2 separate regions of the Homo sapiens genome follow, and region 2 is linked to region 1. A link is a contact called in ENCODE Hi-C or POLR2A ChIA-PET data. All regions are on one chromosome and are shown on one strand. Each heading gives the region's core, a stretch centred on a gene start or an enhancer-like site at or near the end of the contact. The rest is flanking DNA. Distances are from core to core; before and after follow the strand shown.

The links. Hi-C counts contacts between places; a loop is a spot of excess contacts on that map. ChIA-PET counts read pairs that join two places held with the same protein, here RNA polymerase II (POLR2A).
Region 2: a map of Caco-2 shows a loop between it and region 1 (3-fold over the local background). The contact joins two enhancer-like sites. A Hi-C loop is called at or near these places in 1 of 168 maps with a recorded cell type or tissue (Caco-2). POLR2A ChIA-PET finds 5 or more read pairs at or near these places in 1 of 52 experiments (activated CD4-positive, alpha-beta T cell).

The regions. Positions count from the first base shown.
Region 1 is chr5:16,587,570-16,590,862 of GRCh38, reverse strand. All of the region lies in intron 1 of RETREG1 (reticulophagy regulator 1), which reads left to right. Among named protein-coding and RNA genes, the nearest start is that of RETREG1-AS1, 27 kb to the left of the region's middle. Within about 2 kb of position 1,827, at least 2 of the 41 ENCODE cell types and tissues checked have a DNase peak (open chromatin) inside an H3K27ac peak, as active enhancers do.
Region 2 is chr5:16,720,198-16,723,490 of GRCh38, reverse strand. The region is part of intron 19 of MYO10 (myosin X); the gene reads left to right. Among named protein-coding and RNA genes, the nearest start is that of RETREG1, 100 kb to the right of the region's middle. RefSeq lists an enhancer at 1,166-1,855. Within about 2 kb of position 1,815, at least 3 of the 41 ENCODE cell types and tissues checked have a DNase peak (open chromatin) inside an H3K27ac peak, as active enhancers do.

The DNA.
Region 1 (3,293 bases), core at 578-3,077:
GTGTTTTTTGTGTGTGCATGTGTGTTTGCATGTGTGTGTTTGCATGTCTGTGTGTTTTTTTGTGTGTGTTTGTGTGTGTGTACCCACCGGGGAGTAGGGGTTTCTGGGAAGAGGTGAGCTTCTAGCTGGGTGAACCCAGTCCAATGACTTACTCTTTCTTAGCTTTAGTTTTCTTATTTGTAAAAATTGGGTAATGCCATCACTTCACAAAATAACAACGAGGCCCTGGGAGACAGCCCGCCTCGAGTCCGTGGCCCATGTGGATTCTGCAGCACACACGCCCCGAGTTTCACTTAGGCTAGGGGTTCTTTTTCAGAATCATAATTTTTTCATTTCTAAGATATTTCATTAAGTTTTATATTACTACTTGTTTGTGCTATTTGCTGAAGATTCTTTTAAAAATCAAAGTGTAAAACAGGACATTAAAATATTACTTCACATAAAAGAACCTTGAAGGAAGCCTGACCTGCAGCTTGTCCTTCGAGGTGCAGGTTCTGTGAATTCCAGGAAACCTGGCCGTACAGGTGCGTAGCCTCTGGGCTTTTTTGTTACCGCAGGCGCTGCTGTCGTGTGTCAAGGTGTGTGGTCTCCATCGGTGTGGGCACCATGACCTGTGAGTGTGAGGGGCTTGTCTTGCCCTGACCCTCAAATACTCCTGAGGGATCCTGGAGGTCCCAGGATCAGCAGCTGGGGTTGGGGGAACCTGAAGAATTGAAAGCTGTCAAAAAACATTCATTCTCATCTGAGGTTCATTCTCAGTTTAGAATGTTCTGGAAATAGGATCTAGGGAACTTAGAGGAATGGCGTCCATGAGGCAGCTGCCAGTTCTCTCTCATGCTTGTGCACTTGGACATGAGCATGGACATCCTCTTCCACTCTTAGTTGTTTGTTTCTTCTTTTACTTTGACCCATAGGAGAGAATCGGAGTGTTTTCCTACCTGGGATGACACAATACAGTCTCTGGCCTTGAGGTGGCCCTGCTCATCAAAGTTCAACTGGAAGGTGGCCATTGGCTTCAGGGCCAGAGTGGACTTTCCTGATACTTAGTATTGGTGCCCAAATATTTGTCACTGCTTTTTACTGTCTCAGGCTTGGCCACAGAGTAGCGGGGAGTTGCAGCAATTCCTCATGCACTGGAATTGACGGCCATGGTTCTCCCCTTCCATGCTGGCAGGTAGAAAAGAAGACTTGCATTGGGCCTGGGTGCAGTGGCTCACACCTGTAATCCCAACACTTTGGGAGGCCGAGGCAGGCGGATCACTTGAGGTCAGGAGTTTGAGACCAGTTTGACCAACATGGTGAAGCCCCGTCTCTACTAAAAATATAAAAGTTAACTGGGTGTGGTGGCACATGCCACCTACTCAGGAGGCTGAGGCAGGAGAATCACTTGAACCCGGGAGGTGGAGGTTGCAGTGAGCCGAGATGGCACCACTGCTTCAGGCTGGGTGACAGAGACTCTGTCTGAAAACAGACAAACAAATAAACAAACAAAAAAGAAAGACATGCATTGGATACACTACAAACTCCTTTTTGAAAAAAAAAAAAACACTCAAGTTTTGAAAACATCTTTCTCCCTGTGTGGTCAGGGTTGCCGCACCCAGTGGGATTATAATCCCCAAGAGTGTCAACACTGTTTTGCCCCTTGAATGTATCCAAATAAACTGGGACAACAGTCCGCATCCAGGTCTGGATTTTCTATGGTTTCTTGAACATTTTGTTGTTGAATAAGCAAAGGGGGTGGTGTTTTCTAGGCACAACTACTGGATGTGGGGCTCTAGATACTAAAGGAATGTCTGTGTAAGGAGGCTGCTGGCACAGCCCAGCGGTACTGTGTGCATGCACGGAGTGACCCGGGTCAGCTTTGCTGGGCAGAGCAGCTTCACTCTATTGATAAAGGGCACTTGATCCTGACCTTCAGATAAGTGGCCCCCAGAGGATGACAAAATTACTAATTCACTGCTCAGTAGATTTTGTATTTGAGGATTTTGAAACAAATTAGACGGTTGCTTCTCTGTGTCCTGTGTTCATTTAGAGCTTAGTAAGTAGGGTGAGCATATAATTTATTGTCCTAACCTAAGTAGGCCAGGACACGGTATATACCAGGATACTGTGGCCTCTCTGATCTTAAATAACCTGTTGGCTCTAATCTGCATAGTTTCTTACAGCTCGTTCAGATATTTCAGCCTTGATCTCACTTTGTTTACTGAGTGTAGCAGCATGAGTGAATGTTTGCCTTTCTGGCAGGGAGTTTGGGAGGATGTGGATATGTCCTCAGCATGGTGGGGCTGACAGGGCACAGCACACGGCTTGTTAACTTTGACACAGGAGTGACCTTGGGGCCGGCAGGTGAGTGGTCCACACACTTGGTGTTATGGGCTGAATCGTGCTGCCCCCAAATTCAAATGCTGAAGTCCTGACCCTCAGCACACCTGAAAAGGTGATTATATTTGGGGATAGGACCTTTAAAGGTAGTCAAGGTTACATGAGGTCACATGGGTGGGCCCTGATTCAATATGACTGGTGTCCTTATGAGAGGCAGACACCAGGGATATGTATGCAAAGAGGAAAGACCCTATGAGAATGCAGTGAGAAGGCAGCCATCTGCAAGCCAAGAAGAGAGGCCTCAGGAAAAACCAAACCTGCAGACAGCTTGATCTTAGACTTCCAGCCTTCACACAAATTGTGAGAAAATAAACTTCTGTAGTTTAAGCCACCCTGTCTGTAGTGTTTTGTTCTTGCAAAGTAATACAGTTGGCCCAAGAGATGTAAAAGCCTCAGTCCCAGCTCTGGAAGTGATCGCTCTGGCCTCAGACTGGGAGCAGTGGGGAGGGGGGTCTGGACACATGAAATCTTACTGTGGAGCCCAGGAACTTGGCAAGGAACAGTCCACTGTATGTGTCTGTGATCTTGAACAGTGGGTTATTAGGGTGTGATCAAGATTCATTCACCTGGAAAGGGATTGGCTGGAGCTGGGTAAGCAGACCTCTGGCAGGGCTTCCGGCAAAGAGGGGAATGAGAAGGATCAGGCTTGCTGCGGGAGAACCAGGCAGAACAATTGAGCACACCCAAGGTAAGAGTGGGTGCCACATGGATGCATGTGGCCAGAGTCTAGTTCTTTGCATCCTTGGTTGGAGTTGGAGAAGCAAAATCATCTTCTACAGCTGTGGCAATGCCATCAATCTCAGAACTGTGGAATATCTGAATTTCTTTTTGGGACCCTGGACAGGGTCAGGTATATTGGAATGGGTTCTTGAACAGACTGTAGACATGAACTGATGAGTGGGTGACCACAA
Region 2 (3,293 bases), core at 566-3,065, 130 kb before region 1:
CATTTTTGCTAGCATTTGATATTGTCAATTTTCTGGATTTTAAGCATTCTAATAAGTATGTAGTGGTACTTCATTATCGTTTTAATTTTTTTTCTTTTTTTTTGAGACAGAGTCTCGCTCTGTCACCCAGGCCGGAGTGCAGTGGCGCAACCTTGGCTCACTGCAAGCTCCGCCTCCCAGGTTCACGCCATTCTCCTGCCTCAGCCTCCCCAGTAGCTGGAACTACAGGTGCCCACCACCACGCCCAGCTAATTTTTTTTTTGTATTTTTAGTAGAGACGGGGTTTCACTGTGTTAGCCAGGATGGTCTCGATCTCCTGACCTCATGACCTCGTGATCCGCCTGCCTCGGCCTCCCAAAGTGCTGGGATTACAGGCGTGAGCCACCACGCCTGGCCTGTTTTAATTTGTAATTCCCCAATGACAGGTGATATCTTTTCATATGCTTATTAGCCTATCTTCTTTGGTGAAGTGTCTCTTCAGATCTTTTGCTTATTTTAAAAATTGGATTTTCATATTGTTTAGTTTTAAGTGTTCTTTGTAAATTTTTGATACAGTCTTTCTTAGTGTGTATTTTCCAAATATTTTTCAGTCTGTTACTTGTCTTTCATTGCCTTAACAGCATCTTTCTCGGAAGAAGGTTTTTAATTTTAATGAAATCCTACACATCTATTTTTTCCTTAAGGGAACATTCTTTTGTTGTTGTATCAAAGTTATCCCCAAAGCCACCTAGATTATTTCCTATGTTATCATCTAGGAGTTTTATAGTTTTGTGATTTACATTACATACATAGGTCTATGATTTACTTAATTCTTGTGAAAGTTGTAATGTCCACATCTAGATTATATCTTTGCATATTGCTGTCCAATTATTCTAGCACCATTTGTTAGAAAGACTATCCTTTCTCTAATTGCCTTTGCACATTGCTCAAAAATCATTTGATTATAGTTGTGTAGATTGACATACTTTTTAAAAAGCAAAAAAACGTTTTCATTTCTCCAAAATCTGTAAGAGAGGCAAAACCTATTTAATGCTAATTAAACAAATATATTAGAAACAGCTGTAAACAGAAGCACAATTTTGTTCATGCAAATATACCAGCGTAAGTGAGAGTGTATCTGATACGTAGGGTGACACACCAGGCAATGTAGTGAACTCAGACATTCATAGAATTCAGCTGCTCCGCTGCAAGAATGTGTAATTTAATGGGGAGTTCACATGGACATGCTTAAGATGAAAAAGAGTGTGACCAGGGGTCACATCCTCATGCAAGTACAGCGTGTGCTGGGAACCTAGGGGTGAGAGCATCACGGATGGCACCTGTGGGATGCATCGGGACAGTTTTACGCAGGAGGGAGCATTTGAGAGACACCTAAAAGATCCATCAGGCTCAACAGATGGTACATTTCAGGTGGAGAGGCCAGTTTCAGCTGAGGTGGAGACAGGAAGTGAGCATTTTAATCAAGAAACAAGTAGAATGATCTATGGTTGGACTAAAAGGTAGGATTTGTATAAGGGCGTATTGACTGGGAAGGTAAATTGGAGCCATACTGTGAGGACCTCGAATGGGAAATCGAAGCCTTTGTCTTAAACTGGCATGTGCTGGCTCTGTGTGAACAGGGCTGTGATACAACCAGAGCTATCCCTTAGAAAGATTGACATGTATGTGTGCATGTTATTTATGTTCCAGTGTTTTCTTTCCCATTAGGTAGTTGAGGTTTGTGTGGGTCCGAGGTAAGCGCCTGCAGCTGTAACAGAGTGTGAGTGTCCTTGCTCAGGGTGACAGCTGTACTTAGTCTCAGCGGGTATGTGGGTTGAAGGTTGTACTTGGTGAGTGAGAAATTTCCAGACCCTACAATCTGACCTCCAGGACTGACTGACAGCTTGCTCGCCAGTCAGGCCCTGCTTACTACCTTCCTGTTCCTCACCTGCGGGGGTTGCCTCTTCTCTAGGGGAAATTAGTTTCTGCCTCTTTTCTAAAAATGTGAAAATTAGCAAGTAGCAACCACTGTGTAAGTGTTTAACAGCCCCGGAGTGAAATGACTGATGTAAGTACAAAGGACTTTTGTCGCCAGTTGAAGTGACTTTTATTTACCTTCTGTTCAAGGTCAGGAAAGTTATATTGCTGCTTTAGTTACGATGCTTTTGAACATTGTTCAAAGCATGATAAACTTCTTATCTGAGAATATTTATTCACCACTCTTGAGAGTTTATTGTAGCAAAGAAAGCAAATAGACTGAGATTCCTTGCAGAGTTCTTTGTGAATCAGCAAGAGGAGGGGATGGGAGTCCTGTTGTGAGGCTTTCTTAGTAGTTACAGGACTGGGAATGATATTTTGTTATGTAGCGTAATTGTCTTTGGGTAATTCTTATGGAGTCTTTAACTTCTTAAAGTTGAAGAGGGGTTATCAGAAGATAAGGTTGTTTATTTTTAAAGTTAAATGGGGTAGAGGTATATCCCATAATGGAAATGCAAATACAAATATACCTAATATTTTAAATCCTCTCTGTAGCAGTGCCCCCTGCCCCACACATACAGTATTCATGTAATGAATTATGTAATGGCTTTTCTTATTACATAATTCACATATTTTATGTTTCTTAAGATAGTGGCATACTAATCTCCACAATATGAACTGTGCGATGAGTCCCTCAGTTGCAGACCCAATATGAATGTAAAGTTTAAAGTATTTCATTTAAAGTAGGTCAGGTGCCATTAAAGAATACAATGTGGAGGCTGGGCGCGGTGGCTCACGCCTGTAATCCCAGCAATTTGGGAGGCCAAGGCGGGTGGATCACAAGATCAGGAGGTGGAGACCATCCTGGCTAACACGGTGAAATCCCGTCTTTACTAAAAATACAAAAAATTAGCCGGGTGTGGTGGCACGTGCCTATATTCCCATCCCAGCTACCCGGGAGGCTGAGGCAGGAGAATTGCTTGAACCTGGGAGGCAGAGGTTGCAGTGACCTGAGATCGCACCACTGCACTCCAGCCTGGGCGGCAGAGCGAGACTCCGTCTCAAAAATTAAATTAAAATAAAATAAAATAAATAAAATAAAATAAAAATAAAATAGTGGAAAAGTAGAACTCTAAATTTTGAATGCAGTACCACTCACTTTGAGAAATAGTCTAGCAATGTGGAGGTTGGTCTTATAAGACATAAAGTCTTCAAAAAATTCTTTTAATAAGCTCCCAAGTTAAGGCAGTAAAGGCAATTGACTTACTGTCGGTGTGATGCTCAGCTCCTTTGTTTGGCTTTCTGGGGCTGTTTGTCAGGGCTCTGAGGATCTCCTG